Regions from separate parts of the Mus musculus genome. Here regions 1, 3, 4, 5, 6 and 7 are each linked to region 2. The links are chromatin loops, found by intact Hi-C in ENCODE. Cell type or tissue: left cerebral cortex. All regions are shown on one strand. Links, peaks and the distances in the headings refer to the core of each region. The heading gives the core; the rest is flanking DNA. Region 1 has its middle 28 kb from the start of Gm30938. Region 2 holds the start of Calm2 (calmodulin 2). Region 3 overlaps Gm46587 (a long non-coding RNA gene). Region 4 overlaps Ttc7 (tetratricopeptide repeat domain 7). Region 5 holds the start of Gm30984 (a long non-coding RNA gene). Region 6 overlaps Gm30984 (a long non-coding RNA gene). Region 7 holds the start of Msh2 (mutS homolog 2).

The links. A loop is a pair of places that touch in the nucleus more often than their neighbours do. Peaks named below come from ENCODE experiments on the same cell type or tissue, not always from the same donor. Only the 100,000 strongest peaks of a DNase experiment are listed, where the experiment ranks them.
Region 1: it touches region 2 in a loop (5-fold over the local background); 5 of 42 quality-filtered maps call a loop at or near these places.
Region 3: a loop joins it to region 2, with 2.8 times the contacts of the local background. A loop is called at or near these places in 14 of 42 quality-filtered maps.
Region 4: it touches region 2 in a loop (4-fold over the local background); 6 of 42 quality-filtered maps call a loop at or near these places.
Region 5: a loop joins it to region 2, with 6 times the contacts of the local background. A loop is called at or near these places in 20 of 42 quality-filtered maps.
Region 6: a loop joins it to region 2, with 2.8 times the contacts of the local background. A loop is called at or near these places in 20 of 42 quality-filtered maps.
Region 7: it touches region 2 in a loop (1.8-fold over the local background); 2 of 42 quality-filtered maps call a loop at or near these places.

What each region holds. Positions count from the first base shown.
Region 1 is chr17:87,499,991-87,504,409 of GRCm38, reverse strand. No RefSeq gene overlaps it. Among named protein-coding and RNA genes, the nearest start is that of Gm30938, 28 kb to the right of the region's middle. In left cerebral cortex, for the core only: a CTCF peak has its summit at 2,197; DNase peaks (open chromatin) are centred at 1,550, 2,201, 2,604, 3,978 and 1 more place; H3K27ac peaks cover 3,259 bases.
Region 2 is chr17:87,445,534-87,449,952 of GRCm38, reverse strand. Calm2 (calmodulin 2) reads left to right here and starts at 3,018. Exons shown (of 6, transcript NM_007589.5): 1 at 3,018-3,160. The coding sequence starts at 3,158. In left cerebral cortex, for the core only: CTCF peaks have their summits at 2,655 and 3,848; DNase peaks (open chromatin) are centred at 2,174, 2,738, 3,051 and 3,877; H3K4me3 peaks cover 2,124 bases; H3K27ac peaks cover 2,486 bases.
Region 3 is chr17:87,561,165-87,565,583 of GRCm38, reverse strand. All of the region lies in intron 1 of Gm46587 (a long non-coding RNA gene), which reads left to right. Among named protein-coding and RNA genes, the nearest start is that of Gm46587, 7.4 kb to the left of the region's middle. In left cerebral cortex, for the core only: no CTCF peak of the experiment used is centred there; a DNase peak (open chromatin) is centred at 2,006; H3K27ac peaks cover 523 bases.
Region 4 is chr17:87,370,525-87,374,524 of GRCm38, reverse strand. Ttc7 (tetratricopeptide repeat domain 7) reads right to left here. Exons shown (of 20, transcript NM_028639.3): 19 at 3,864-4,000. LOC102632541 (a long non-coding RNA gene) reads left to right here. Exons shown (of 3, transcript XR_003952232.1): 2 at 2,623-3,817. Among named protein-coding and RNA genes, the nearest start is that of Stpg4, 55 kb to the left of the region's middle. In left cerebral cortex, for the core only: no CTCF peak of the experiment used is centred there; a DNase peak (open chromatin) is centred at 2,107; H3K27ac peaks cover 2,903 bases.
Region 5 is chr17:87,529,271-87,533,689 of GRCm38, reverse strand. Gm30984 (a long non-coding RNA gene) reads left to right here and starts at 2,594. Exons shown (of 2, transcript XR_877095.1): 1 at 2,594-3,008. In left cerebral cortex, for the core only: a CTCF peak has its summit at 3,083 (motif pointing right); DNase peaks (open chromatin) are centred at 904, 1,314, 2,016 and 3,041; H3K4me3 peaks cover 1,793 bases; H3K27ac peaks cover 2,966 bases.
Region 6 is chr17:87,519,103-87,523,521 of GRCm38, reverse strand. The region is part of intron 1 of Gm30984 (a long non-coding RNA gene); the gene reads left to right. Among named protein-coding and RNA genes, the nearest start is that of Gm30984, 9.8 kb to the left of the region's middle. In left cerebral cortex, for the core only: CTCF peaks have their summits at 1,586 and 1,787; DNase peaks (open chromatin) are centred at 756 and 1,496; H3K27ac peaks cover 2,169 bases.
Region 7 is chr17:87,669,567-87,673,923 of GRCm38, reverse strand. Msh2 (mutS homolog 2) reads right to left here and starts at 1,392. Exons shown (of 16, transcript NM_008628.3): 1 at 1,118-1,392. The coding sequence starts at 1,328. In left cerebral cortex, for the core only: a CTCF peak has its summit at 1,632; DNase peaks (open chromatin) are centred at 1,015, 1,506 and 2,176; H3K4me3 peaks cover 1,647 bases; H3K27ac peaks cover 890 bases.

The DNA of each region.
Region 1 (4,419 bases), core at 199-4,198, 54 kb before region 2:
ACATACAAGTGACATCAGTTCAGTGTGGGGGAGGGGCTTCACTTCCATCTTCCTGGGTGAAGTCCTCAGGCTGAATTCAATCCATCTTTGTCCATTCTCAACAACACTAACTGGGCAGAAGACAGGAAGGCAGGATAGAAGCAGACACTCTCCTTTGTCCACATTGGACTGTGTCAGATCCCAGCATAACATTTTTTTTCCTAGTAGTTATTATCTGCGTCCTTGGCCTTTGTCTTGTGTGGGTATCTTCTCTCCCAAATCCAGGCCATGGATGTAGAGAACAGGGAACAATTAGGATCAAAGTTTGCTACAGGGTTAGAACTAGAGCTGGTTGCCTAGCACACTTGGAGCCCTGGGTTCAATCCCCAATAAACACAGCATGAGGGCACAGACTGTAATCCTAGCACTTGAGAAGTGAAGGCAGGAGGATCAGAAGTTTAAGGCCATCTTCTACTACATAGACAGCTTGAAGACCCTGTCTCAAAAAAAAAAAAAAAAAAAAAAAAAAGGCAAGGCGTGGTGGCAATGCCTTTAATCCCAGCAGGCAGGAGGCAGGAGGCAGAGGCAGAGGCAGGCGGATTTCTGAGTTCGAGGCCAGCCTGGTCTACAAAGTTCCAGGATAGCCAGGGCTACACAGAGAAACCCTGTCTCGAAAAACCAAAAAAATAAAAAAATAAAGTCCTCAACAGCAGAACTGGCTTCAGTGTTTCTTGGGGTGTTGGTGACATGAATCGTAGCCCCTCCCCAACCCTTATCATTCCCACAGATGGAGAGTGAGACCCATTCCAGAGAGCTCTGGGGACTCCAGCCATGTGGACATTTCATCAGTGTCTTTCCCTAGCCCTGGGCTCCATTCCCACAGCGGACAACTGTTTCATTTGTGGGTTTCAATTATAAGCACACCTCAGTGGTTTTTGTTTTTGTTGTTTTTCTTTCCCTTGTAGAAGCTTCTCTGTTTTACCAGACACCGGGTACTTAAAGAAAGTAGCTTTTTGTCTCAGCTGGGGACAGAGACTCTGTTGGACCCGATAGGCTTCTCATCTTTCCCTGCTGCTGGCTCTGGGCTGACAACCCTGGGTCGTGGATTGCAGGGGATTAGGAGAGAAAAACAACAAAACAAATGTGCCCATCTAGTGGGGTCTGTTGTGTCGGCACCGGGGATGGAGACAGATCAGTCATCTCTGAAGATACTGCAACAGGAAGTGAAACGCCCCGCTCTTGCAGTTCCAAGGAGGCAGGGGCTGGAGCTCAGAGCCCAGCTAGCTCTTAATGGGTTGGTTCCTCAGCTAGCCCAGGTAGACTTCCTGGGCATGGGACAGCTGAGGTCTGCAGCCAGGGTTTGCAGCGGGAGGGGGGGGTTGGGGTGGGGGTGAGGGTGGGGGGGTGTGAGGGTGGCGGGGTGGGAGGGGGAGGGGGGCTTGCAGCGGGGGAGGGGCTTGCGGCTTGCAGCAGTCTACCACCATCCCATCCCTAGCAGCCCTCCTCTGCTTAGCCTGCTGCATTGCACCATGCCACTGATTTAGTGAAGACATCATCTGCACCCCCTTCTGAGAGCTGCTGGCTGCTGCAGAGAAGGGCTCATATCCACCGGCATATGGCTTTTTAAAGTGATAAATTGCATTAGCAACTTTCTTATTAGCTCTGCTGTCAGGAGGGAGCTCCTGCCGCACTAGCTTTCGAAGGCTGATGTAGAGCTTCCTGGCCATTAATTACCTTGCCAAGGACTAAAGGGATGGGGGGGGGGGGTGCTGTCCATGGATGGGTGGAGGTCCCTATTCCCTAGGCCCATGCCCCTCCTCTCCCTTAGTGAGAGAAAGGTTTCGAAAGACCTGGCTTGGTAACCCTTGAATTATCTTAGGTCTGGTTCTACACTGGTTATAGCCTTGGGCTCCTGATTTCTGTGGGTGGGGGCACAGGATACCCAGAGACCTTCTGGGCTGCTTAGAGCTAGCTCTCCCTCAGGGCAACTAGGATCTGGAGGTCTGGAATCTGCACTACATCTCGTTGGAGCTTTGTTTTCAAGGCAGAGGTTGGACTGGGGCCCAGAAAGGTGTTCTGGCCTCTCCTTTGGGGTTTGAGGCCGGTAGTTCTTCTCATTCGTCCTAGTTCCCCGCCCCAGACAGCTGAAAAGTCTCCCCCTTGAAGGTGACATCATGTCTTCTGTTCAGTCCCCTCTTGGTGGCTATCCAGGGAACTGCATATTCTGGATGCTCAAGCCAGATTTCCACCAACTCAGGCTTCCCACTTACATGCGAATTACATAAAGTGCAAACATACTGAGAGGCAGCAGTAAGAGGAAACACAGCCCAGCTTCTCAGCGTGTTTACTCTCCCAGACTAATAAACATCTCTAGGGTCTCTGACAAAAGAAACAGCTTCAGGAAAGATGCCCAGCGGATCCCTGGGAAGTGGGCCCCTCTCAGTCCTGGCCATGCAGGGCAGCAGCAGCTCTGCGTCGATCTAAGACTGTCTGGGTGGAGGACAGTGGACATAACTGCAGAGAAATTGTTTCTCTGGTTACATGAAAAAGCAGAGGGATAGGTCTGGTGCTGTAAGAACTTCGTGAGTCAAGTCTATATCAGCTTCTCCTTCTGAGAAACCATGCCCCAAGGCTCCTGCAGTCATAATTCCCTGTTCCCACGTGCTCTGGCTCAAAGGGGAGGTGGGGGAGGAAGTGGGAGGAGGGAAGGTGTGTGCAGAGAAGAGAGAGCAAGGCAGGCTGAGTTTCTCATCACCATGCACCCCAAGGCTGCCTGGATGAAATCTCTGAAAGATCTGATGATAGATTTGCACAAATGTGGCCTCAGATACTATATTATCTTGAACCTTAAATTGAAGTAATTTCCGCTCTGTGAAATCAGAGAAGCACTCTTCTTTCTTGTCACTTCTTTGAAGTCTAACCTTAACGACATGCCCAAAGGATAGAACCATGCCTTCGAGGTTTCATGGCTGCCAGTTTATTCTTCTGGTACCGAGGCTGTCCCCCATGATTTCCATCCTGAGTTCTTTTGAGAATTAGAAGGCACAGATCTGTCTCTCCCTCTCTGGGCTTGAGGGGTGTGTCTAGACTTTTGCCCAGGGTTCAAAGGTCACCTTTAGAGCATGCTTCTGACCTGGTCCACCTGGCTCTCCTCCACCCTCTTGGTGAGTGCAGGCCTGGGGCTTGGCTCCTCCTCCCAGGCAGGTGCTACACATCCCCTCCCTCTGTCTTCCCTTCCCAAGACATTTCTTAGGACTTGTATCCTAAACCTCCTTAACCTTAACCTTCTCTGCTTCTCTGCTTGTTTCCCTCCCTCTGCTTGTCACTGAGGGGACACACACACACAGAGACACGGACAGACAGACAGACAGACAGACACACACACACACACACAAAGAGAGAGAGAGAGAGAGAGAGAGAGAGAGAGAGAGAGAGAGAGAGAGAGAGAGAGAGATTACAACTCTGAGCTGGAGCCAGGTGTGGGATTGCTTGCCTGCTGTCCCACTATTTGGGAAGCTGGGGTAATTTGAGGCCAGCCTGGACTACATAGTAAGTCCCTCCATTTGTCCCTCCAAATCAAGCCAAACTAAACTAAATTAAAGCAACCCCAAAGACCTTTATCTCTACGCTGGGGAGGAGCGGACAGAGGCTGGCTCCTAGCTCTGTGGACCCATCAGTCTCTGGATGCAGGATCAGGATGGACTCATTGCTCTCCCCACCAGTGGAGCACTAAGTGGTGACCCCCAGGATGAAGGACCTTTGGGGCTTACAAGAGGAGGAACACCTGCTCCGTGGCTAGTCAGCACAGCCTCTGTACTTCTTCCTTTCCAACACCTGGCTCTGGGTCAGCTCCCTCTGTGGTCTCAGCCTGTGCCCTTCACTGACTGTCAGGACCAGCCTGGGCCCTTGGTACTGTCTGCTGCAGGACCTGCCTGAGCTGTCTGCTGCAGGACCTGCCTGTGCTGTCTGCTCAGGACTGTGCCATCTGCTGCAAGGCTTGCGTTGTCTGCTCCACCTCCACCTCTGTCCCATTCCTTGCTGTCTTTTCAAGGCTCGTGATGGTGCCTGGCTCACAGCAGAGATGTGACATCAGTGGTTAAGGTGACTAGGTCATGCAGAGGAAGCCGGGACCAGACCGGCCTGTGGGGGAGAAAGACAGAGATCACTGGACATGGCCCATTTCATTCCTGTTTAGAGCCACGCCATGAGTTCTGCATGTAGCATGAAGCAGTTTGCAGCTGTTCCCACCTGGAATGCCTTTGTCTATGGAATTGGAAACTGCCATCTTCTTGGTGTCCCATCTGATGGGAGGTAGAATAGGCTCACAGACTCTGCCAGAAGGTGGTCCTCATTTGGTGTTTGGCAGCAGCCTCCCTTTTCTCTCTGTCTGGGGCTTCATGGGCATGAGGCTGTCTCTGCAAAGCTCAGGCCCAGGTAGCT
Region 2 (4,419 bases), core at 168-4,167:
TAGTTGGAGTTGCATACAGCTGCCCAACGTGGGTGCTGAGAACTAAACTCTAGTCCTCTGAAAGAAGAGCTAGATAGAGCTCGTGATTGTTGAGCCATCTCTCCAGCCCTGGATTGACTCCTAAGTATTCTATAACAGCTCATGTGTGGCAGGCATGGTATTCAAGGCTACACTCTTCAGTGTGGGACCTTTGGAGGTGATTGGATCACGATGGCTCTGACTTCATGAATAGATTGATTCCTCCGTGGCCTCATGGATTAATGAGTTGGGGAGGTGGGGAGAGGCTTGGTTATAACATTAAGTTCTCTAAGAGCTTTGCTCTTTCCCCTGACGTTTCCAGGATGCTTTCCTCCACACAGGCCTGGAAGTGACAGAGACAAGTGAGTGTCAGCCCCAGCTGCAGCTGCCATGGTGCTTTCTTGAATCGAGGTGTTTCGTCACAGTGATGGAAAGCTAACTGTCGCCTCATCTTAGTCCTGCTTTGCCTCATTAAAGGAAAAACAGCGTAACCTTCTCAGCCAGGGCGACGAGTCTGAACCGTGGAAGAAGATGGCTTCCGTCCTACCTCCCCAATTCCATTCTAGATCATAGAAGAGAAATTGACTCATTGCATAGGATCAATGCCCTGGAAAAAGTAGGACTTAATTTTTTCAATTTGTTCAGAAACCCATAGACTATATTCAAGAATGGTGTTATGTGATGTTCTGTTTGCTTGTTTCACTGCTAACTAGCAAAACTGGGTAAAAGAGAGAGAAGCTCCGGAAAGGAAGCTATCCAGAGATAAGGCGGTATTATCTCAATTCAGAAAATGAGGAAGAAGCAGCGATGGGGAAGAACTTGCTTGTTTTTTTTCTTTCCCCCAAGATGGACAAAGGTAGAGAACTCTAAGATCTCACCGTGGGAACCAGACAGAAGAAAAAAAAAGATATTTCCAAGGCTCTGATACACAGTCTTCGCTGACTTTGCGTTTCACTGACAACTGCCAGGGTTAGGCGGAGATCTCTGTCATATTTCGGAAGACAAGTGCTCTATAAATAAATTGACTTGGAACAGTCTCAAATACACATAAACCGCAATGGCTTTAAATGTAACCCTTGACTTTTCTTTGTCTTCTTAAGAGGTCAACAAGGAAGATTATGCAAGAAAGGCGTTACCAAAACCCAACCTACGAAACCTGGAAGAGCTTTCCTATATTCTCTATTTAAAAAAAAAATATATTTCTATATACTTGTTAGCAAGCACTACCGCGTCTCTCTAGGCACGAGTCAGTGCGTACTTATCATACATTCTGCACCAATCCTCTTAAAAATTCCTTCCCTTGAAGAGGTGATTATTCATTTTGTCATTCAATTTCCCACCATTAAAAATTTCATATGTAAAATCACCGCATGCTAATGGGGTACTGTGTAAGGAGAGAATATTTTTACTGAGTCAGCGGAAAGACAAAAAAAAAAATTAGTAGGTCTTCCATCTGAAGATCTGAGGAGGAGTCACAGACAAATTTCTGAGGTATATCTTGGAAAAACTTTGAATTTACCAGAATGTAGTGCACTGGAACGGAACGGTGGCGTCAGATTCTTGGCTGGAGGTGCCCATTTTAAAGTAATATTCCCAAATAATGATATTTATCTCATTTGTGGGGTAAGGTTAATTAGCTCTCCTCCCTTTCAGTATTATCAGGGCACCACATTGGCAAGGATAATAGAAACAGAAATCTGAGGTTTGGTTTGGTTTGGTATTCCCATCGAGTGGGCATTCGTTCGAAAGGGTGTCAGCTTTGTTAGTGCTAATTAGAAGGCCGCTTAATGTCTGGTTTCCATGACTGAAAGAGGGCCCAGCTCTGGCTTCATTAAAAGATATGTTTAAAGGTGTGAGGGATGTCTAACTTAGGTAAAGGAGGTTAAAATGGACTCTCCGAGTGGGTGCATATAGCTGTTAGCACCGAAATGTTCTTGCTGAACGGGGAAACTATCCTGAAGGCAGGCTTCTTTCTGAAGTTGAGGTTTCATCTTGCCTTGCTTTTTACAAAGTGATTGCTCTCCACGGTTTGAGGGTTTGCATGGTGGTGCTTTTTCAACTGGGAAGTTCTTTCTGCCTTCGCCATCTTCCTAATTCTCTCTGGGCCGTGGCTGTTCCATCAATCTTCTCTGGGCACTGTATTTTGAGGATGGAATCCTTATTTTCCTCTCTAACCCCCATCATCCTTTTCTGGTTGTCTACTTTGGGCTTCTAATTTCAGAGGGGCTCCTTGGGGAGACCGACAGCACACACTCTCGGATACAGTGGGTTTGAGTAGCTTTCTGATAAATTACTGCTAGGAAAGAGAAGCGAAGGGTAGGCATAAACGGAAGCCCCTTTTTTGATTAGCTTGTCAGCTGAGCTGCATGGGTTCGGCACCGTGTAATGAAAAACGACCGGCCTCCCTATGCAGCAACGCTGAGAAGCTGGGCGCGCTGGGTGGGTGTTTACTGGGGGGGGGGGGTGTCCTTCAGTTTTATTTATTTTTTGTTTTGGCCCGTGTTGTTTTTGTCAGCAGCACCTCCATACGGGGCGGGAAGGTGAGTGTGTGCGTGTGTCTGTGGCAGGCAGGACGGGTGGAAGAAGGTCCTCCAGCCGAGCGCAGAGAGAGCCACGCTGCCGCCTGGCGCAGTTGCCAGGACAGCGCGGCGCGAGCAAGCAACGGCAGAAGCCGCAACCGCGTTCCGGCTGCGAGAGAAAGTGACGCATTGCAGGTACAAATCAGCCAATCAGCAGCAAGCTCAACGAGGTTCGCCTGGTCGACCGCCACCGCGGTGCTCCTCCGCGCCGCAAAGTAGCTCCTGCCAGGCGCGGTTCCCCCGGCCTTTTAACGGCTTGCCTGGGAGTGGAACCCACTTACGTCATCCGTCCCCCTGCTCCCCTTTCTCTCTTGCGTGTCTGCCCAGTGACTGCGGAGAAAGGGGGTCTCCCGGAGAGTTGGGGGGGGGGAGGGGGCGGGGGCTGGCCGGGACTCGTTCGCTAGGTTCCGTTATCTGGATGAGGCGGAGGGATCTGGCGGAGGGAGGCGGAGGGAGGTGTTTATGAGGAGCTGGGGGCGGAGGAGGAGAATTAGTCCGAGTGGAGCGAGCGAGTCGAGCGGTTGTCTGGTCGCGTCTCGGAAACCCGTAGCCCTTGCAGCATGGTGAGTGCGTAGCTGAGCGGCCGGCGCCCCGCGGGTCGGGGAAAGATGCTGAAGCGGATTGACTAAAGAGGGGACCTCCCCTCTCAGAACTGTCCTCGCCAGAGGGACGGCACCAAAAAAAAAAAAAAAAAAAAGCCAGGAGGCCCCCCGCGACACTTGTGTCGCAGGTGTCCCCCACCCCTGTCCTCTTGGGTTCCCTTTTAGATGAGTCGGGGGACCGCTGCGGGGCTTGGCCGGGGGAGGATGGATCTGGGGTGCGGGGCCGTGGGCTCGGTCGAGAGAGCAGAGCAGGAGGGGCTGCGGCCGAGGCGGCGCCAAAGGTCAGCCCCGGGGGCCGGATTCAAACCGCCAACGGCCACCGCCGAGCGAGCGCGGGCGCCAGGAAGCGCCTTTGTCCGCCCGGCCGCCATGCGCGGGGGGTGGGGTGGGGAGGAGCGCGGGGCCCCGAGGCGAGCGGGCGCCGTTAGCCCGCATCCCCGCGAGGCCGGGCCGGGCCGGGCCGGGGGCGCGCCCCGTGGGTCCAGCCCGTGCGGGGACCCCCGCCGCGGGGGTCGGGTGGGGTGAGCGCGCGGGGCCCCGAGCCGCCGCCCTACGCGGCTCGGCTCGGCTCGCGCCCCAGCTGCTGCGCTGGCACCTGCAGGACTGCGGAGGTCTGGGCGGCCCGCGGCGCTGCGGGGATGGGCGGGGGAGGGGACCCCAGCAGTCCCCCCTCCCCCTCCGCGCAGGGCTGCTGCTGCTGCTGCTTGTTCACTCCATCTGGTGCTGGCTTCCGCTACCCAGACTGGATGATTAATTTTTTTTTCTTTTTTTAAATCGTTGAAGAATACAAGCTTTTGCTGGAAGTCGGGCGCTTTCTCAAAAAAAAAAAAAATAGAGCTCGTAAAGGGAAAGCAACCGACCTCAGTTAGGGTCTCAAAGGCGTTTTTCGGCCCCCATGAGCTAGTGGAAGTAGCAATTAAGGGGCGGGTCGCTAAATTCTTGAGTGCTCAGGTGCACTCCTGTTCACCTCTACCACACGCAGAGTTCCTTGAAAACGACTTGCGTTTCAGAGTGGAAGTTGCCATCTGATCTTAGTTCTTACGGACAGTTCACCTATGCAATAATGGCCGTCAGTAACTGTACACTTAAAGAGTGTAAAAGAGAGCAGGAGATTTTAGAAAGAGCTTTGAAAAATAAGTCCCTCTTCGTGTTTTCTGTTTTAAAAAAATTAATGAGGACGATAATTTGCAATACTTATTTTACTCCCTTGCCAAATGGTT
Region 3 (4,419 bases), core at 180-4,179, 120 kb before region 2:
ACACACACACGGTGGGCATGCATGTACCCATCAACACTGTCTTAGTCATGGTTTCTATCGCTGTAATGAAACACCATGACCAAAAGCAACCTGAGGAGGGAAGGAGAGCTAAATGGTCTACCATCCAAGGAAGTTACAGAGAGCACTTGGGGCAGAAGCTGATGCAGAGCCCATGGAGGAGTCCTGCCTACTGGCTTGCTCTTCATGGCTTGCTCAGCCTGCTTTCTTATAGCACCTAGGACCATCAGTCCAGAGGTGACCTCACCCACAGTGGGCCCTCCCATATCAACCATCAATCAAGAAAATCACAACAGGTGTGTTCACAGGTCTATCCTATAGAGGCATTTTCTCGGTTTAGAGTCTTCTTTCCAAATGACCCTAGTTTGTGTCAAGTTGATATAAAAACCTAGCAAGTGCACACGCGCGCGCACACACACACACCACATAAACACACATGCAGGCAGACAGAGACACACACACATACAAATACACATGCAGATATATATACACACACAGTGAATAAAATGTAATTTACAACTTTTATGGAGATGGAAGGGTGGATCCGTGGTTTAGAGCCCTGGATACTTTACCAGAGGGTCTAGAGGTTCCACCCCCAGCTCCGACATGGTAACTTTAGTAACAGGGATCCAACATCCTCTTCTGGACTTGAGGGCACCAGGGATGTATGTACACGGACATATGTGTAAGTAAAACACTCACACCCAGAAGATGAAAAGGTAATAATAAAATAAACTCTTAAACAACAACAACAAAAAGAGCCCTGGTTGTTCTTCCAGAGGACCCAGATTAGATCCCCCGCACTCACGAGGCAGTTCACAACCATGTCTGATTCCAGTTCCAGAGGAGCCAATGCCCTTGTTTGGTTTCTGTGGACACACACACATAACACACATAACACACACACACACACACACACACACACGTAAATAAATCATAAATAAAAGGGTGGTATGGTGGTAGGCACACCTTTGCTCACAGTGCTAAGGAGGCAGAAGCAGGAGATCTCTGAATTTGAGGGTAGCCTGGTCTACAGAGCGAGTTCTAGGAAGGACAATCAGAGCTACACAGAGAAACCCTTTCTTGAAAAACAAACAAACAAAAATAAAAATTGTGTGAGAAAAAACTTTTCTTACCAAATCAGTTAGCTCACATATTATTCATCATTTTATTGGGCCCCATAAACAGAACCAAGCATTCCCTTACAGACTGTAACTAGGGCACTCAGCTCTCAAAGGTAGTAATTGTTATGTCCTTTATTACTGGCATATCTTAACAAATGCCCGGCCTGGCATCTGTTCCAATATCACAGGCTATCTTTGTGTTGTGTGAAAATAAAAACAGTCACAGACAGAGGGAGTTGGGAAACTGAAGTATCACTCCCAGCCCTGCTTGACTGACCAGTTCTCCCTTGGGCAAGACATGCCTCTCACCAGGCCTCCTTTCCCTTGTTTGTAAACACTCTCTGAGCCTCCCAAACAGCCTGGAGTGGAGTCACCTAGGGTGCTGGCTAAACATGCAGACCCCAGAGCCCTCTGGGGGCAGGGCTGGGTGACAGCCAGAATCCAGAGCCCTCTGGGGACAGGGCTGGGGTGATGGCTAGAATCCAGGTTTGTTTAGTTTGGTCTAGTCTTTGCAGACAGAGTCTATCTCAGGATGGTTTAGAACTCACTATCTTCCTGCCTCAGCCCACCCCTTCCCCCCACCTCCCGCCAAGGGCTGGAACTTTGACCAAGGCTGAGGTGGAGTCTATAGGGTCTTTTTTCACTTTGGTACTGCAGACTCACTTGATCTGAGTCTGCATGCTTGCCTAGTCAAGTACTCTGACAAACATTTTATAGTTATTCACTGAAAGAGTCTCTCCACATAGTTGTCCAGGTGAGCCTTTATCTTACCACCTCCCTCCCTGGCATCCTCAGTAGCTAGGATGACAGGCGTGTGCCACCGGGGCAGGCTGAAGTCAGTATCCTTCATCCAAGCAGTTCAGAGGATTCTTTTTCTCACCACATTTGGAAACCATGAACACCAGACGGTTGCTAAGGGCTCAGATTATGCTATGATCAGTAATTTATAAAAATAGTCTTCTGGAAAAAGAAAAAAAAAACCATGAAGCTGAAAAATGATCCTGACACAAAACGTCTCCCATTTCCTGGGCATAGTTTGTGAAGACCCTCGGCTTTTGTTCCTAACACAGGATCGACACACTTAACAGTGCCCTTGTGCAATGGAAACCTAGCTTAGGTGTTCCTTCCTCTGGTGGCCTTTGGCTGGAATTTTGCCAGGGCCCAGCCTCCTCTCCCCACCCCCCACCCCCCACCTGCCCACAGAGGTAGAAATTCTTTGGGACCTCAACAAATATTTCCCCAGACTCCTGCATGACTCAATCCTCAGTTCCTTAACTGGGTGTTCACTGCAGTGTCAATTTGCTTATCTGAGATGCTTTTCGTAGGATGAAGGCTTGCGTCTGCTACCCTCCTCTAGACTTGGTTTTTCTCCTTAGCACTGTCTAATCTACTGACTATTTCATCCGTCTGTGTTACTTCTCATGTGTCTGGTCCCTGCTACATCCTCAGTGCCTATACTAGAACATAGTAGATGCTCAATAAATATCTGTAGCTTCAAGGAATGAGATATTTGCTGGATGAGTCAAAGAGTAAATACGTGATTCCTAGGAAAGGGCTCAACCTTTGACCCATGGGAACAGACACTCCAGCCCCAAGTCAGGGCCCAGCCTACCATTAGACATCCACCTTACCTCTGGCTCACACATACGGTAACGGTTGTACACTGTACTGAGAAGTCACTCCTGTGGCCCTGAACTAATTGGATCTTTTGGACACAGTTGCCCCTCCCCCTTCTTTCTCTTTCCTGCCATCAGGATCCTTTGAGAACTCAAGCTAAGTGGTGGTGGTGGTGGTGGTGGCAGAGGCGTTGGTGGCAGTGCATGCCTTTAGTTACAGCACTCAGGAGGCAGAGACAGGCAGATCTCTGTGAGCTCGAGGCTAGCCTGGTCTACAAGTGAGTCAGTCCAGAAAAATCAGGGCTCTGTTACATAGAGAAATCCTGTCTTGCCACCCTCCCGAGAGAGAGAGAGAGAGAGAGAGAGAGAGAGGAGTGTAGAGCAGGTTAAAGTATTTACTTTCTGTGGAGTTCTAGTTCTGATCCCTAACACTGAATAATCAATAAATTAAGTAGTAAAGAGGAGATTGTGGGACGCCTGACTTGCCAGCAAGTGAGACGCCACAACAGGATCCTTCTACAACACGTTTATTGGGAGAGCATGGACGGCGTAGGCGAAAGACCCCGAGCCCCAGAAATGGCGCTGCTTATATAGGCCTAGGAGTGACGTGTCCATACCTGATTGGTTATGCTACCAGTACCTCATTAATATGCGTCGGGCCAGGCAGTGACTAGGCAAAAAACTCTTATGCACGTGCGCACATTGGTTGTTTACCCATAATCATGGGTGGTGGCCAGTGGTAGCCAGCGCCATCTTGTAATGGCGTTTGTGGCTTCCCACAGGAGATCACCCTGGGATCCACTCATACCCAAAGGCACGAGACATGACAAACAGACCATGACAGAGATGAAACTAGGCCAGAACACTAGCTTCTTGGCTGCTTCGTCATCGTTGGTCTAGGCTTACCAGGAAACAGTCACAGGTGCTCATTGCAGGAAGGATTGTTGCCACGTCAAAGGACTACCATCGTGAGCAGTGCTGTGGGGAACTGTGAGCGAGGCTCCAGGAGAAAAGGCAGAGGGCACTTTGTTCCCTGAATTGTTCTCAGACATGATTTTGTGCCTCCTGCAACAAACATTGGCATTCAAATTTCAATTTATTCTTGATGGATGTCAGATCATACGGTAGAACCCAGCCTGGTCAGCGAACCCTGAATCTGATACGGCCTTCTGCCTTGCTTCCATGCTTTCCCAGATAGAATCTATAGTACGTCCAGGCAACTGTGCTTCCGTGGGTCTGTCCTGACGAAGTTCTGGGATAGGGCTGCTCTGTCAGTATTCAGTATGTGCTTACTGATGTTTATTTATGTGTTGTTTTTTTCCTGAACTCAAACCCTTCCTTGGATCACTGCTTGCTGTGTTTCATGTGTGCATAAAAACACACTGACTCCAAAGTAAGGCTGTCTGCAGCCTAGACTGTGGTACGCCTCGACCTTTAAGGTCCTCAGATTCCAGGTCTTGCACACAGATCTGCACAGGTTAAACCGAGCAGGAAACAAAATCTCCTTTTACTTTAACCCTAGGAATGCTCAGCAGCACAGGCTGCTATCATGGCTGATTTTTTACTTCTTAATTTATTTAATTTGCCCTCAACCTCGGGCAGCAAAAATTTGCTTTTTCTAAAGTCAGTAAATAGTTCACATACTACGGTTAGCTCAAACC
Region 4 (4,000 bases), core at 1-4,000, 75 kb after region 2:
GTCATCTCTCTTCCCCATCCTCCCCATCTCTCCCCCCATCCCCATCCTCCCCATCTCTCCCCCATCCTTATCCTCCCCATCTCTCTTCCCAATCTCTCTTCCCCATCCTCCCCATCTCTCTTCCCCATGTGCCCCATCTCTTCCCCCATCTTCATCATCCTCATCTCTCTTCCCCATCCTCCCCATCTCTCCCCCCATCCCCATCCTCCCCGTCTCTCTTCCCCATCCTCCCCATTCTCGGCAAAAGGCCAGACTTCTGATCTTCCTGCTCTCCCAGTTGCCTGCTCTTCTCAAAGCCATCCACCGCAGCCCAGCTAACGGGCAAGCACCAAGCCACATCAAATCGCTTTGGCCCCTGAGATCCAGGTCATGGCAGCAGAGGCAGAAGGGTCTGGGCTGTGTCAGGGGCCCCGAGGCTTGGCTGCTTTGTGTAACCCTCGCTCTGCACAACACTGGAGAACCTTCAGAGATCTCAGCCTCTCAGGATATTACAGAGGAAGAAGAGTGTCCTGAGAGGCTGAGGAGTAAAGCTCTTTCTCTGTGACATCATCAAACAGACGGCACAGGGCCTGCAGAGACAGCAGCATGCCTCGCCAAAGCCTATCACCACAGCGCCTCTTCAGCATCCTGAGACCGGGGAGAAAAGGCTGCAAATCTCTCTCCCCCCTTAGCTGAGGTCAGCATGGCCTTGCACCGTATTCACGAGGTCCTATCCACAAGACAGGGGATCCCATGTCCTGAATACCCGTGCCTTGGCCGTCTTTCTCTGGGGCACGTGGTGAGTAGATTTAATGCAAAGAGCCTCTGGGCTTGGTTCAGGGTTCCCGCCTCCCTCTGCAAACCAGGAGCAACTGAACACGGAGCCCATACATAACGCTACACGCTTACTCAGCTGCACTCTAACAGCAGCCTTTCATGCTTGGCATAGCCATCCCCACGTCACAGACAGGAATTCTGAACCTCTGAAAGGTTCCTCGGCCTCGGTTAAACAGTGAACAAGGCAAAGTGGACCTAAGTGCAGGTCAGCTGGGCTTGAAAGGCACACTCAACTCCAGGCCACCGCTCCCTGGGTAGCTAACCAGTGAAGCAGTCCCAGAGGGAATTCTGGCCTTGCTGGTTCGTCCTTCCTCTTCCTCCCTGCTTCCTCCCTGCTTCCTCCCTGCTTCCTCACTTCCCCACTGACCATAAACTTTCCCTGGAACTAGAAGGCAGTTTGTGCCAAAGCCCCCCCAACCCCCACCTCACCCCCTTACTGATGCGATGTGGCTCACAGAAGTCTACCTGGCAGAAGGTGGGGCTTGGGCTTAGGCTTCTTGCTGCTGCAGGATGTTTTGTCACTATGGTGACAAAGGTACCCTAAGTGGTCTCTTTCTCACCGCTTGCAGTTCACCTGAACCCGAAAACACACTTTGAAGTCATAAGGAACCAAATGATTATTCCCCTTGATACGAGGGAATAAAAAAAACCCCTGGCTCATCCAATGACGCAATGCCCAAGCTCTCTCATAACTTGTGGGTGGTCAAGGCTGGCCTCCTCTGTCACCCCTAGAATCTAGTACCACTCCCGTAGGCCTGGGATGGCTGGGTGGGGGTGCTATACAGGCCTTTGTAACCAAAGTCCATTTCTCTGGGGGTGCTATGATTGATTGCAATGCCCGTCAATGAAGGGGCCCGGAGAACAGTGGTCTGTATGCTAGCTGGTCTCCTTTCCTATTTCACTGTAGACTTCCACGGGCATTATCTCATTTGATATAAAAACACTATAATCTAGGGACAATTATTATCCACTTATAAAAGGGGACATTGGGAACAATGGGAGTTAACTCTTGTCCTATGTCACCCAAGTCAACCAAAACGAGAGCCAGGATGAGAGCCCAGATGTCCTGAGTCACAGGCCAGCAGCACAAGGAAGACATTTAGATGAGGGGAACACTTGAGAGCAACATGCTAAAGCATTCACACGTCTTTAGGAAAGTATGCTTACTAAATCTTCTCCAGGCTTGCGATTTGCTATTCTTTATGCATACGTGTGGGATGCTGGCAGGAACAAAGCCTGTGGAAAAGGGATGGGCTGCCCACTCAGAAGCCGGCTGCCCCTCTGGTTGCTGGTAACTGAGAGTGGGCAGCCCTGGCTCCAACTTGCTCCAATTTCATTAAATCAGCAAGGCACCCCAGGAAGAGAAAAAGGACCATTTTCAGTAACATCTGCAGGGAGCTACTCTGGACGGCTATTCGGTTACCATGGAAACCCATGGTTGGAAACTGCTTCAATTTCAAGAAAATAGCTACAAACAATAATAAGCATAAATGAAAAATGGTACGCTGTTACTTCAAAATTGTACTTGTTACTGGATTCTGTTGGGTTTGGGGGTTGAGGTCTCGGGCTCAGATCCACGAGGAATGGCGGCAGCCCAGTCCTCCTCAATAATCCAGACTTCTGGATGTGACCTCTAGTGAGGCATTAACCTGGAAAGCCAATGCTGAAATGCAGGAGGAAGGAGAAGGTGTGCCTTGTAAAACACCAAACACTAGCTGGGCTGACCCCAAGACAGGGGGAGCCATGGCAAGGGACAGACAAGGCTGTGTGACATTGTGGCCTATGATTTTTTTTTTTTTTTCTTAGCTGGGGCTCAGAATTCATACAACCTAAGAAGAGATCCGGCAGCAGGAATGGGAAGTGAGCAGGGAATCTTCGCTTGGTTCCGTTTTCAGGAACCAGTGGGTTACAAAGCAATAAAGACACTTCGGTCCAGCTTCTCCCTGGGCTCCCATCCTCTCAAGGGATTTCTGAGTGCGTGCCTGACCTCCTCAAACCCAACTTGAAACCCAGCTTCTATAGCTTCCTGTCAGAGGGGAATAAGATCTGGCAACGGAGACCGCCGCCCACATGGGACCCTGTGCTCCAACCCTGTGTTCTCCAGAGCCAGATGTTAGAGCTGCTGCAACAGCCATTCTCAACACTAAGGGGTATCCGATGTGAACCAAGACCTCTCCATGGTCCCACTGACTGTGGGTTCCTACGTGGCCCTTCAGTGACCACTCTGTCCTCATCTCTCTGTTCTCTGGAAGCAGCAAGGAAAACAGGGGTGAAAGGTCATCTGTAGAGTCTTACTCTGTCAGAGTAGGGAACACATTACTGCTTCCCTAACAAGAGACTCTTCACTGGATGAATAAGCACACTCAAGGTTCAGAGATAGGCTCACCTACCCATGACCACCCAAGGAAGAAGGTAGCTAGGTCAGGATAAGCGCTTCTCAACTACCAAACCTCCCCACTACGGGTGCCGGCGTGTCACTGTGTCCCTGGTATGCAAATCCTGTGTCCATGTCCCAGAACTGGGCCCAGGGGCTCTTCTCAATGTACACTCATGCCAGATTTGACATGGTTCACCTCTGAGACCCTTGAGTCCCACCAGGAAAGAGAACGCCCCTGGAAAGAAAGAGGCAGCCCAATGGCTGAGGAGAGGCTGAGGACCCTCATACAAGGCGATTTTTGGAACTGCGGAGAGTCTGGATTATCTCCCAGGGTAAGGCTTTAACGAGTGGCCATGGATCTTGAGAGCAGACCACATACAGAACTTCACAGCAACATGGAAGCCACAAAACAAACAAACAAACAAACAAACCCAAAAAACTCATCCCTTCCAGAGTTCTTCCTCCATCAGTGCAGACTCTGATGGGAGGGAAACAGCTCACGCCTACAAGACATATACAGATGTCTCTCATAGCAGAGCGGGCAGGAAATCACCTCCTAGAGATGCCCGGAAGCATCATCGACATCATCATCATCAGCAGCAGCAGCAGCAGGCACCTGCCGGGGTGAGGGGGATGAGAAGGGAGGTCTTGGGAGGGGAGAGTGGCTTACCAGGCTGTGCATGATGCGCACGCCGTCCGGGTTTACGGTGAGAGCCTCCTTGTACAGCTGCTTGGCCTCTTCGAAGCTGCCCTTCACCTCAGCTAGTCGGCCTCGCATGTAGAGTACCGAGTGAGAGGTGGGGAAGA
Region 5 (4,419 bases), core at 175-4,174, 84 kb before region 2:
TTCAAGCAGGGTTTCTCTGTGTAGCCCTGGCTGTCCTGGAACTCACTCTGTAGACCAGGCTGGCATTGAACTCAGAGATTCTCTTGCCCCTGCCTCCCAAGTGCTGGGACTAAGGGTGTGTGCCACCACCGCTCAGTTTACTGTAGCTTATTTTTAAGATGGGTCTTCCCACCTCAACTAATTGAATCCAGACCATCTCTTCAGGTAAGGCCAGAGAAAAACAGAATCAAGATAGTTCCTCCCAGATGCACCCAGAGGCTACCCTAGTGAAGAAAAATCCTCACAGGCGTGCCCAGAGGTTCGTCTACTGGTGATTCAAGATCCTGTTAACACTGACAATATTAATCCTCAGACCTAAAACCTTAATATCCAATATTGGTCAAGTCCATGGGTGAGGGACCTGCATTTGGGACATTGACTGGACTGAAATGTGTCCTCTCAGTGTGTGCATGGCTGCCACCATCATCCGAGAATGTGTGTGCCCTTGGCATTATCTGTTGGCAGTTTCAAACCTTCGACTCAAAATGTTTTAGATGCCTACTGTGTATGTCCCCACCACTGCCTGGTCCTTTCTTTCTGTATTCAAAACAATAACAAACAAAAAGAAGAACAATCCAAACAAACAAACAAACAAACAACAACAAAAACCATAACCAAAACTAACACCATGAGGGTTTTTTCTTTCTATTATCTTCAAAGGTTTTTATGGTTTTCTTTACATTTGCATATGAGCGGAAGTCATCTGTGAGTACCAGAGGGTGGGGCATGGAGAGTTATCGTCTTGATGAGTATGGAGCTTCAGTCCAGTATAATGAAAAAGTTCTGGATCTGTCCTTCAGGAACGCTCCCACACAACGCAGCAAATGTGCTTACTGCCCGTGGACCAACAGGGCTCAAGTGGCAAATTGTATCGCATCAGAAGGTCTGCTTAGGGATTCTTCTGTTTGTAGCGTGTTTCTGGATCCCTCACTAATTGATGGGTTACAGACAGTCGCTGACAGGTGCTCATTTGATATTTGCATAAGATTTATGATTTTTCGCTGTTAATAAGTGGTTAGGAGCTAAAGTATCTGCTGCTGAAGCTGAAAGAACAGATCAAAGGGAGGAGGGAGGGAAGCGAGCAGGGGCGGGGGCGGCATGGGGGTGGGGTGGAAGAAGCGGAGATAAGAAAAGACTGGAAAGCCAAGAGGGTAGGATGGGAAGGGGGCGAAGGAGCAGAAAGCATGAAGAAAAGCTGGAGAGGGAGGCGCAAGGAAGTGGGAGGGCTATCCTCTGACCTGCTTCCTTCGAGCTTCCTCGGCTCGAAGGAAGTCTTTATTTTGACTCTGCTTCGAAAAGCCCTCCCTGTCCCTCAATCCGAGAAGGCAGAAATTATTTTCTGCCTCTGCCGTTTCCCAGGTCACCAGTTATATTAAGCCAAAGTCCCTTGGTGGCTGCTGTCTATAATTTTCCACTCCACACCCTTTTGAGTCAGATTGCAAAATAAGGCCATTTTGAAACTTGGTTTTCCTCCTGGTCAAGGCAATGGAGATGTGTGACACAGGACTTTTTCTGACCCTCTGCAGCTCAGGCAGGGGTTTGAGCAACTGGAAGGGTAGGAGGAGGCAGTAGGATGCCGGGACCCCAGTTGGATCACCCAGAGGTGCTCTACTATTTCCAGCCTTTGGGGGGTGGGGGGTGGACAGGGACGACTGGACTGGGGGATGAGACAACACGCCAGAAGTTCATACTATGCCCTCTCAGGGGTTAGAAGCAGACTGTTGGCCCTGACTTCTCAGGCCTCGTGGAGCACTGAGGAATCAGCTATCATTGCTCTAACAAGTCTCTCAGAATCGAAACGTGCTCTCTGCCGTCCTTGTCTCCGATCTGGACTGGGGTGCAGCCGGCCTCCAGGCCACTCCCTGTTCTCCCCGTTGGAGTGCCTTTCTCTCTCCCCACCCATCTCTTTGACTCACGCTTCCTTTTTTATTTATTTCCAGAGTGGCTTTTATCCTCCCTTGAGCACTCACGTGGACTTTATCACAACACTCGCCACTCTGGCTCGCTCCCTGGATCTGCTGCCTAGGGCCAGAGCCCAGGCTGATTTCCGTCGTAGTTAAGGGATAGCAGGGTAGAAACAATGTGACTAGAGAGAAGTGAATGGGGGACGCAGCAGGGAGGCCTTGTGAGTGGCCAGCAGCTCGGCTTTTCTTGTAAGGGAAATAGGGAGCCATTGAAAGGGAGAGACTGGCGAGGTTTAAAGCCCTCGTGATCTTAAGTGGCGTCCTGGATACCTTTCAGAGAGCAAACCGTCCAGGGCTCAGATTTCGGGGTACTCACGAAGATCTTCGGGTATGTGGGGCCAAATTCACGGGGACCGTGGGGGATACTGGGAGTTTCTCCTTGACTGGACAGGAAATGGGATGCTCTTTCTGTTTGTGCCCTTCTCCTCCCTAGATATCAGCCTCACACGGATAGGGCTTTCTGCCCCTGGACACAATGATGGGCTTAAGACTCTTGCAGATACAGAAAAAAAAATTTACCAAAAATGAGCAGAGAATCCTGACCTACCAAAGCGAGGCACTGACATTGCCTGTAACAGAGGTAATGAAGAATAAGGCAGACTTCTTGGAGGATGGTGGCTCCACTACCTAGAGATGAAGGAAGGGCGGAGAATACAGCCTTTCCTTAGCCCTCCGAGGGCACAACAGTTGGCTCCGAGTCCTCTTCAGGCGTGTCCTGACATACACACGAGGACTAATTTAAAAGCCTCACTGAGAAAAATGAATGACTTCAGTCCTTGACACTTTCCAAGTTCTTTCCCCTAGCTCGCCCGGGAAATGCACCCCATTAATAACCAATAAACGTTAAGAACGTCACCTCCCCACCCCTCTGGAATTCCAAAGGGAGAAATTTCTGGCCTGGGGACGTCCCCGGTTGTCCCCATCAGGTAGGGAACTTCCGGAAACGCCTCCACTCCCCGAACAATGGAAGGCTCCCTCCCTCCCCAACCTATCCCGGGAGCCGAGGTAGGTGGTGGGGGAGGGGGTGCTGAAGCCGGGAGGGTGGGGCGGCGATGCGTGGAGTGCGTCCGGTGGCCGGCAGGGGGCGCAGGGGAGCTGCTGAATCCGGGGAGGGCTCCAGGCCCTCGGCCGTCGCCTGCCCAGCTCCCCACTGCAGCCCAAGGTGTATTTGCCGGAAGGTCACCCTAGTCCCTTCTCTCTGGCCAACCCTTTCCTTCTAGGTGTGGCTGAGAGAGAGGTAGGTCAGGGTGAGAGCCAGGGGACGATTGTCAGGACCGTGAGGATCCGCTAGTTTGTGGCAGGAGAGATGCCAGAGCAAGCCTCCTTCGCCCCCTGCCCTACCACTAATGGCCACAAAGTCCTGGGACTAAGCACTAGGCTAGGGACCCCTGGAGTAGGACTCGGGCCCTATTTACTTTTTCAGACCCTGGCGAGCGATAGGAACCAGTCAGTCCTATTTGAGTTAAATGAAAGGACTTTTTGCTTAGGAGCGTCGCCTCTCATCCTCCTGTCTCCCTCCATCTCCACTCCCCCACATCCCCCTCACCCCTGCCCCAAGGCCAGGCCTTACCACAGGCTTGTTCACTGCTCAAAGGGCCTCACTAGGTGCTTGGCCTAAGCCCCTTACATAGCCTTGAGGCTGTTCCCATCCTATTGAAGGGTGGCAGAGCACACCACCACCACCACCACCACCGGGGCACACGCCATTTAAGCGTAAGGATTATTTTGAGTAAACGATCAGATGCAAGGAGGACGGTCCCTCCCCTATTTGCCTAAAAGCTGGATGGAAATGTACATGGGTGTCTCTGTTCTCTGCTTTACCAGGAAAGTGGTATCATGGAAGACACTTGAGACCCTCGTCCACCCGGAGGTGGCACCAGAGGAATCTACGCAGCAAGCGTAGATTGAGGAGCCCTTGTCTCCTGTTTTTAATCTGATTTTCCTTTCACAGTCTCTGCCTCTAAAGAGTCTAGTTCTTGTGTCTTCGGCCTTTCCCCTGTCCTAAAATTGCACTGCTCTTTGTAGAAGTCATTCCTCCCCCTACCTCCCATGTGCCACACTTTTAATAAACTATTTTTCTCCTCTTAATCTTTGTTTAGAGATTCTGGCCAAGAACTGTCCCTCCCTCACCCTATCTTAAGATACTCGGCACATTGCCTGTGGTGTACATTAAATCTACTTGAGAAAACATTGTTTGATCTGTTCTTCCCCGGAGCTTCCTGTCCCCTCTTCCCTATCAGGCTTCCGACGGCCAGGCCAGACAGCAGCTTCGAGTCCCATTGGGCTCCTCCAGGAAGCCTCTTTGACTTTGAGTCTTCCCAGCTCTGACCGGAAGCGCACGCTCCCTCGGACCTGTTCTTGTACAGGTGTCCTTGCATTTGTATCCTCACGACTCTGAGGAAATCAGTGTCCCCTC
Region 6 (4,419 bases), core at 280-4,279, 73 kb before region 2:
CTCAGAACTTGCTTAGCAACTGCTAGACCCCCAGTGCAATTCCAACCAAGCACACCTACCTACATATCCTCCACCTCACTCAAAGATGAAAAACTGCAGGAACACAAAATGTCAAACCATAGAGGGGGTCCTAGAATGAAAATTTTGCTTTCTTTACTCTGCAAATATATTAGGTATTCATTAATAATTTTGCTATAAATAAAATAACCCAGGGAAACGCCGTGCTTTGTTACCAATGATGAAAAGTTGGCCAGAATATCCGAGGCCTCAAGAAGAGGAGGCTAGACCAGCTCTGTACCACCACCATGGCCTCTTTGTCAGGGTCACCTCTCAGCAGCTGCCTGTACCAGGTTTTTCTACCATTTCAGACTCTATTCTTTTTCTCCTCCCCCACCTCGTGTCCCCTCTTGGCACACAGTCCAGTACTTAAGTGCAATAGAAGGGTGTCTTAGGAGTTATGGGCTTCCCTCTGAGACTTAGCCAGTGCTTTTGCAAGAGCTATTCTGGTCTAGCAAGCCGCTGTGTCTCTGTCTACCCCACCCCCCACTCCCCCAGCCCTCGTCCCAGCTCCCACTTGCAGCTCAGTATCTAGGAAGGCTTCCCGACTTCCCTTACAGGCTAGCCTCCCTCTGGCCTGTCTCCTCAGCACCAACCACACACTTCCTTCTGCAGCCCTTATTTTGCATTTATTTCCGTGATTGCCGGATGCGTGTCTTTCTCCCTCCCACCGGGATGACAAGCCTGTCCTCTGTTGATGCTCCCTGTGCCTTCTCTACCACTCAGCAGGCTTCTTGCCAGGGAACTCTTGATAAATACATGTTGATGTACAGAGAGGTGAGTGGCGGATGCTGACAGCCACTAGATGAGCCTGCAGGATGTAACAGGCCAGCAGGAGGGGGTGATTACAGCAGCTGTGCCTCTAAGGTAGAATAGGACTCTCTGGAATCAGGGCAGGCTCTCTCAGCATGGCTGAGTAGGTGGCTTCCTTGGTGTGATTTCAGGGTCACTAGAAAGGCTCTCCCCCACCTCCACTCCAGTGCCTGACAGCCTGACAAAAGACAAGGCTTTTGTTTGCTAAAGCTTCAGAAATCTGGGCCTGAACCAGGCGGTTTGCAGGGGGCCATGAAGCTTAGGTGCGTTCATTTGTGCTAAGGTGTAAATGATAGATAGAGGCTTTTCTCAGAGCAGATGATGGTGGGGAAGGGAGAAAGGAGGAGATGGAATTAGGATCTAGGATGGGCAAGAGACACAGAAAGAAAAGACTCAGGGCCCAAGGCCAGCCTTGAACTATAGCGTTATTTTGCTTGTTTCTTGCACCCACCCCATTCCTTTTTGATAAACCTGATTCTGCAATGTTTTACATCTGGAAAACTTTCAACAAAGATGGCGTTCGGAAGCCTGGCTCGGAGGCCCCAGGATGACAACCTAATTACGTTCCTTTTAATAGCTTCTTCCCAAGTGCTCAGCCAGGGACATCTGCTGCGCTGTGGCTGCACCTTCAGGGAGGAATATTTTTAACAGCACCATGCCACAAAGGGAAACTTCTGAAGGCCAGATGAAAACGGCCTCTGTGTTCCTGCCCAAGGCCCAGGTAGGGCCTGCCACTCTCCGTGGCGCACCTTCTGCCCATCCCCCAGCAGAGGCAGGCTCTTCTACACAGCCAAGCAGGCACAGGGCTGTTTTTTTCTCTCCTCTCTCTCTCTCTTTTCAGTTTTCACAGGTTAATTTAACAGCCCAGGCTGCCCCACCCAGCTTTCTTCTCAAGCCGGGTTTTTAAACTAACCACCAGGGGCAGAGGAACTCTTGAGCCCCCCTCCCCACTCTCCTCATGTCTTCTCTGGAGCCCAGCCCCTCTAGGCCACGTGATCTTACCTTGTTGTAGCTGAGGGTCCCCATTCAGGCAGTTATGTCAGAGGAGGAAAGAAACATAAAAGCTAGGAACTAAAGGACTTAGTGCTTTAATAAATTGGCTTACTAGGAAGATCATGGGCCGATGGACTGGGGATGTGCCTTCATTTTGTCTTGATTTTATTTTTCAGACAGGGTTCTACTACGTAGTTGTGGCTGTCCATGTAGACCAGACTGGCATGGAGCTCACAGAGGCCCCCCTGCCTCTGCCTCACCAGGGATAGGGTTCGAGGCACATGCTACTGTGCAGTTTATTTTTTTAGGACAAGGTCTTGCTATGCACCACAAGCTGGTTTTGAACTATCAATCCTCCCTTCGGAGTGTTGGGATTTCAGGAGTTTGCCACCATGCCTAAGGGTAGAAGAATGTGTCTTGAGAAGTCTTAGGATCAACAGTAAAAGTACAGGTAGCTGGAGAGATGGGCTACTCTGGATCGTCTCTTAGACCAGATGCTGGAGGCCCAGAGAGGACGAGACACTTGCTCAGGGACTGGGGTCTTCGCAGCATTCAGACTCCACCAGTTTCAGCCACATGCTTCACCAGTTCATCCTAACGTCCTGGCAGACCCTTGGTAGAACCGTGACCTGATTCTGTGGGAAGCTAATTTTATTTGAGACAGGAATACCTGCAGTGCATTGGGGAACACCCAAGCTGATGATCCCCAGTCCCAGATGCCCACATGCCCTTCAGGAGGGAGCAGCTACAGGATGAATGAGCTGAGTTGTGTTGCTGAGGAGACCCCTACCCACCCACTGATTAGTTTAAAGATAGCTTCCCTTCCTCCTCCTCCTCTCCCTCCTCCTCCTCCTTCTCCTCTCCCTCCTCCTCCTCTCCCTCCTCCTCCTTCTCCTCTTCTGCCTCCTCCTTCTCCTCTCCCTCCTCCTCCTCCTCCCCCTCCTCCTCCTTCTCCTCTCCCTCCTCCTCCTTCTCCTCTCCCTCCTCCTCCTTCTCCTCTCCCGCCTCCTCCTTCTACTTCTTCTTTGTTGTTGTTGTTTTGTTTTGTTTTTCCGAGACAGGGTTTCTCTGTATAGTCCTGGCTGTCCTGGAACTCACTTTGTAGACTAGGCTGGCCTCGAACTCAGAAATCCGCCTGCCTCTGCCTCCCAAGTGCTGGGATTAAAGGTGTGCACCACCACTGCCCAGCCCTTCTTCTACTTCTCCTTCTCCTCCTCCTTCTGTTCTCCCTCTTCCTCTTCCTCCTCCTCCTCTTCTCCTCCTCCTCCTCCTCTTCCTCCTTTTCTCCTTCCTCCTCCTCCCCCTCTTCCTCCTCTTTCTTCTACTTCTCTCCTCCTCCTCTTACTCCTCCTCCTCCTCCTCCTTCTTCTTCTCTCCTTCTCCTCCTCCCCCTGCTCCCCCTGGTCCCCCTCCTCCTCCCCCTCTCCTGAGGTTTTAATGTATTCTAAGGGCTGTGGAGCTAAGGGTAGGAGCTGCTGCTTTATGACTTTATGTTCTGCTTCTGCTGAGAGACCTGTGGATATCTGACTCAACGTAGTTGGCTTCATTCCGTGCAGGTTGCTACCTCCCTGGCGATCACACGGTCATCATAGTCATTACTAGCACCCTCACCTTCAGCTCCCAAGGCTATACCACATATTCAAATCCTGGAGGTCTCAAACGGACTCACTTTGCCTCTGCCTTCACATGCACAGATCTTGGGTCAGATGGACCTTTGGAACCAAACCTGTTCACCTTGAAAGAGGGTGAGCCTATGGGACTTCCCCAAAGGAGCTCTAGGCTCCCCAGGACATTCCATTGCTCTACCTGGGTGGCATTTGGGTACTTCAAGTGCCAGGGCCTTGGTGACATGACCCAGCAGTCTCTTCTAACACTACAGGATCAGCAATTAAGCTCATACTTAACAGATATGGAGAAGGTTGGCGAGGACGTAAGTCCAAGTCTGCAGCAGGGCCAGCCCTGTGGTGAACTGGCTTCCGCTGCAGCCTTTGCCAAGGCCACGGCTCCAGTAATCAAATGGCTGTTCTGGTGACTGCTGCCTCTAAGTGCAAGTGCCAGCAGAGACAGCGGGTATCATAGCTCCTGGATCTGGGTTGGAGAATCTGTGAGTTCCCCCATGTGGGTGCTAGGAACTGAACTCAATTCTTCTGCAAGAGCGCCGAGTGCCGTTAGCTGCTGAGCCATCTCTCCAGGCTGTTCCGTAGGCATTTTGTTGTTTGTTTTCTAAACCCAGGATGCGTATGTACTACAGTTTTACCCTCCTGTCTCTACCTCCTGAGTGCTGGGATTGCAGGCCCCACCATTTACCTAGCATGGGGGATTGAACCCAGGACCTCATGCTCTCTGGACAAGCACTTTACCTGACTAAACGTCACCTGACTGTCTCCAGCCCAGGACAGTTCTTTTTTGGTTGGTTGGTTCTTGTACTTTTGAGACAGAAATCCCCATCTCACTGAGGAACACCTAAGCTGGAGGTCCCTGGACCCATGCAACCCAGGCTGGCCCCATGTCATTATGTAGGTGAGGGTGACCTTCGACTATTGCTCCTCCTCCTTC
Region 7 (4,357 bases), core at 1-4,000, 220 kb before region 2:
AACATTATTAATGGACACAACATTTCTTGTGTGTGTGTGTGTGTCACTCTTTAACTCAAGATAAAGAATAGCTGTCTAACAAAAACAAATTCAACTGGTTGTGAAGGCAGCAGACTATTACCTAGCACAGACCAGGCAGAAATACGATGTCTGTAACATCCATTTGCATATAACAGCATAAAGAATTAGAACTCATGCTGGGCGGTGGTAGCGCACGTCTTTAATCCCAGCACTTGGAAGGCAGGTGGATTTCTGAGTTCGAGGCCAGCCTGGTCTACAGAGTGAGTTCTAGGATAGCCAGAGCTATAACAGAGAAGCCCTGTCTCGAAAAACCAAAAAAAAAAAAAAAATTAGAACTCACAACTCCAAAGTATGATATAATGGACATTCAATGTAATTGAAAGAAAAAGCAACGGGGGTGGGTGGGGGAGAGGTTATTATGGTGATCAAATTAATCTTCCTAGGCCACAAATGAGTTCTGAAGCCTTTTAGGGAGAGATGATGCTGAGTGGTGAGAGCCAAGGTGGCAGAAAAAAAAAAGAAAGAAAGAAAGAAAGAAAGAAAGCTAGCTAGCTAGCTAGCTAAGCACAGCTTTCCAACTAGCTCAACCGCACTCAGCAAACAGTAGGGGATCCACAACTGAAATCCGGGCAGTTCAGCTCCAGGGCATATCCTAGGTCCTGACCACTTGGCGATACTGCCCTTCAGCAATGGTCCATCCCAGGTTCTCAAGCGAGACGGTTTAAAAAAAACAAAACAAAACACAGCCTATTGGCAAATGAGGGTGTCTTAAAGGAAGCTCTCAAAACGCCCTCCACTCCTCGCTCCTAGGCTGCGGGCTGTTATTGATTTGGAGGTACCCACGGTGACACAAGACTCTAATCCTATCAACTTGGGAGGCTGGAACTCGAGGCGTCCGAGGACAGCCTGGACTCGGCGGTGTGCAGCCGCCCAGCGCACTGTGCGGAAGCGAACCAAAACAAGATGCTAAACGCGTGGCCCGGGGAGGCAGCTCTCGGGCGGGGCGCTCCGCCGCAGCCCCACCGCTGCATGCGCCCAGGTTTCCGGCAACGCGGCCCCGAGCCGGCCCGGGCCCCGCCGCCGCGGCTGCCCTCACCTGCCGGCCCCATGTACTTGATCACGCCCTGGGTCTTGAACACCTCGCGGGCCGCCAGCAGCGCGTCCTCTCCGTGCGCCGTGTAAAAGTCGCCGCGGTCGAAGAGGCGCACCGTGGTGCTCGGCTTCTCCGGCATGCCCTCAAAGAAGCGCACGAAGCCCGCCTCGGCCGCGCCTTCCAACTGCAGCGTCTCCTTAGGCTGCACCGCCATTTCCGAGCCGCTCCACACCAACACCACTAGAGCACAGAGCGACCCTGCGCTGGCCGCGTCGTTTCCCGCCTCCCCAACCTCGCCCCCTAAACCTCGTCCGGCCTCTGTGGGCTCGCCCAATCACCATGCAGCGCTGCGCCCCGGTGGGTGGGAGTCTACCGCAGTAGCCAATCATAAGCGAGCAAGGTCCCAGCTTCCCGCGAACTCTAGGACTCTAGCTACTGCGCATGCGTCCGACTTCTGCAGCCTTGCAGGCCTTCCAGAGGCTGCGCTTTCAAGTCCGCCTGGTGGGTGGGTAGGTGTGCTAGGCGGGGTCAGCTAGGAATTTGTTTTATCAAGTGACCGGAAACGTAAGAGTGAAATCACAAAGAACTTGTAAACAAAGAACTATCTTTTTTCCCCCACCCAGCCTTGAGTGTGCGTTATACACTTGCAGTGCAAACTGCCATAGGTAAAATTTCAGGTATATTCTGCACAACCTCTTGCTGACCCAGTTTTGCATTTCGCCCATCGGTTGACGAATTCATCCAATAGACACTTGGCAAGCCGAGCGTGGTGGCGCATGCCCTTAATCCAAGCACTCGGGGGGGCCTCTGAGGCCAGCCAGGTCTACCAATCGAGTTCCAGGGAAGTCAGGACTACACAGAGAAACCTTGTCTGGTAAATAAATAAATAAAGGACAGATGGGGGCTCAGCACCTTGTCTGGTAAATAAATAAATAAATAAATAAACAAATAAAGGACAGATTGGGGGCTCAGCAGTTTCCTAACTTCCTAATGTTTTCATAGTCGCCTACCTTGAGTTCAGTCCCCATCACTAGTGTAGCTCATCATAACTGGTAACTCCAGATCCTCGGTGTGGGTGGAGGAGGTCAGGTGCAGACACTTATTAATTTAAAGAAAAAATATATATATTAAATGTGGAAACGAGTAGGGTGACACACACTTGAAACCCCAGCTCTCAGGAGGTCAGAAGGGCCAAAAGTTAAAAGTGGGTCTGGCAAGAAACACAGTACAGTATTATCCTTGGCTACGCAGCTGGAGGTCAATTTGGGCTACCAGAGACTGCATCCTAAATAAATAAATAAATAAATAAATAACCTGCTTTGGAGTTCTAAATAAATAAACATCCTGCTTTGGATTTCTGTGTAGCAAGACCCTGTCTCAATAAAGAAAAGGGTGGAGGCGGGGGAGGTAGAGAGGTTGCATCTGGTTTTTCTTCCGTGCTAGTGAATGGATGCAGACTGCACACTGTTTTAGAAGTAGATAAACAAACACACAGAAAGATGGAGACTAAGAGGTGTAAACCGACAGGAAAAACTGCAGGGTTATAAACATTCTTAAGGGCTAATTAACTGATTAAGATGTGATTGTAGGGAGCTGAAATATTGCAAGCCCTGAGCCAAATTATCTTGAGCTAATTGTAGTCCCCTAAAGAGCTACTATTGCCCACCTCTGTGTTTACCTTAACAACCTTGTGATTATCAAATATAATCTTTGTACAGACCCCTTAGTTTCTACGGCCTTGATTTAAAACTTTCTTTGTTCTGTTTCTATACAGTTTCTCGACGGCCACTGAGATGGCTCTGGGTGAAGGTATGTGTACCAAGCCCGATGCCCTGGATTCCGTGCCTGGACCTATTGTGTGGTATCCACCAGAGAAAACAACTTGCCCACAGGTTTAAGCCAATAGGACAGCTTTATTACTTGACCAGTAACTACCCTGGGTATTCAGGATCCCATTGTAGCACTGAACTTTTCTTGGGGTGAGCTTTTAAGCTATATACATATACATATATTTATATTCTGGGTTGTCATACTCCAATTAACAAGAACAGTTAACCAGAAGTGGAACTAAAAAAAAAAAAAAAAAGCAACCTTAGGACATGTAGAAACTTTACCAGAACTGTGGACTTTTGATGAATTTGGGCTTTTATTTTAGTTTTGGCAGGAGGTGCTGTCTGTGTGCTGAGTTTTACAGCCTGAATAGTACTTCCATCATGGAGTCAGTTGTGCTAAGGTCTAGTGGCCTAATACAGGCCCCAAAGTAGAGAGAACCAACTCCCACAAGTTATCCTCAGACTTCCACACCCCCACGCGATGGGACTCGTGTACTTATGGATGTGAGCACAAATACACACAAAACAGAAATAAATTATTAATTTAATTAATAAAAATGAGACTGGTATATCATGTTGGAACATGGTATTTGGGATAACCTAGACTGTGCTTACTGTGTTTTATAAAAAGATAAAAAGATGGAAAATGTTTGGTGAGGTAAGGTGTGGGGGAAGGAGGTGCCTCTGTGGGCCGATGCTGAGGCATCCCTTCCCCCTGAGTGACCAGACACACAGTGATAGAGTATAGCATAGAGTTTATTCAGGACCTGGGGAGGGGAGTTGAAGGAATAGAAAAAGGGAGAGAGAGACAGAGACAGAGAGAGACAGTAGGTGGGGAGAGGGAGGGGGAGATGAGTAGAGGCCTAAATGCCTACAGTGTTTCTAGGCCATGGTCGCCTATATTTGACACCAAAATAAACTATCTCTTAGTCCCTTTGACGTGAGGCTGTGTTTTGTATTGATCGTGGGTTAAATTCTATGGGATAAAGACCTGAAGGAGGCGAGGGTCCACTGTGCTTGACACTCCCCACCCCATTTCTCTGTAGGTTTTGTTGTTGTTTTGTTTAGTTTTGTTTGGACAAGACTACGTGTAGCTCTGGATGACTTCAAATTCAGTACATAGCTGAGAATGACCATAAACTGGGGTTACAGGCATGAACCACCATACCTGGCCTTTCCCAGTGTCTTTAAGGAGTTTCCAGGATATTTCTGACAGCCAAATTTAGACACTACTAACCCACAGGCTAATATCCACATACTTGGAAAACAAAGAAATGTAGACAATCTAACTGCAGACTGCCCTCCCCAGCCACATTTCCTGACGCTTGAACATGCCTGCCTATTTCCCTGACACCAATCAGGAACCATGAACTTAATTTGTCTTGCAACCTGAGGCCTCTGTGTACACTTG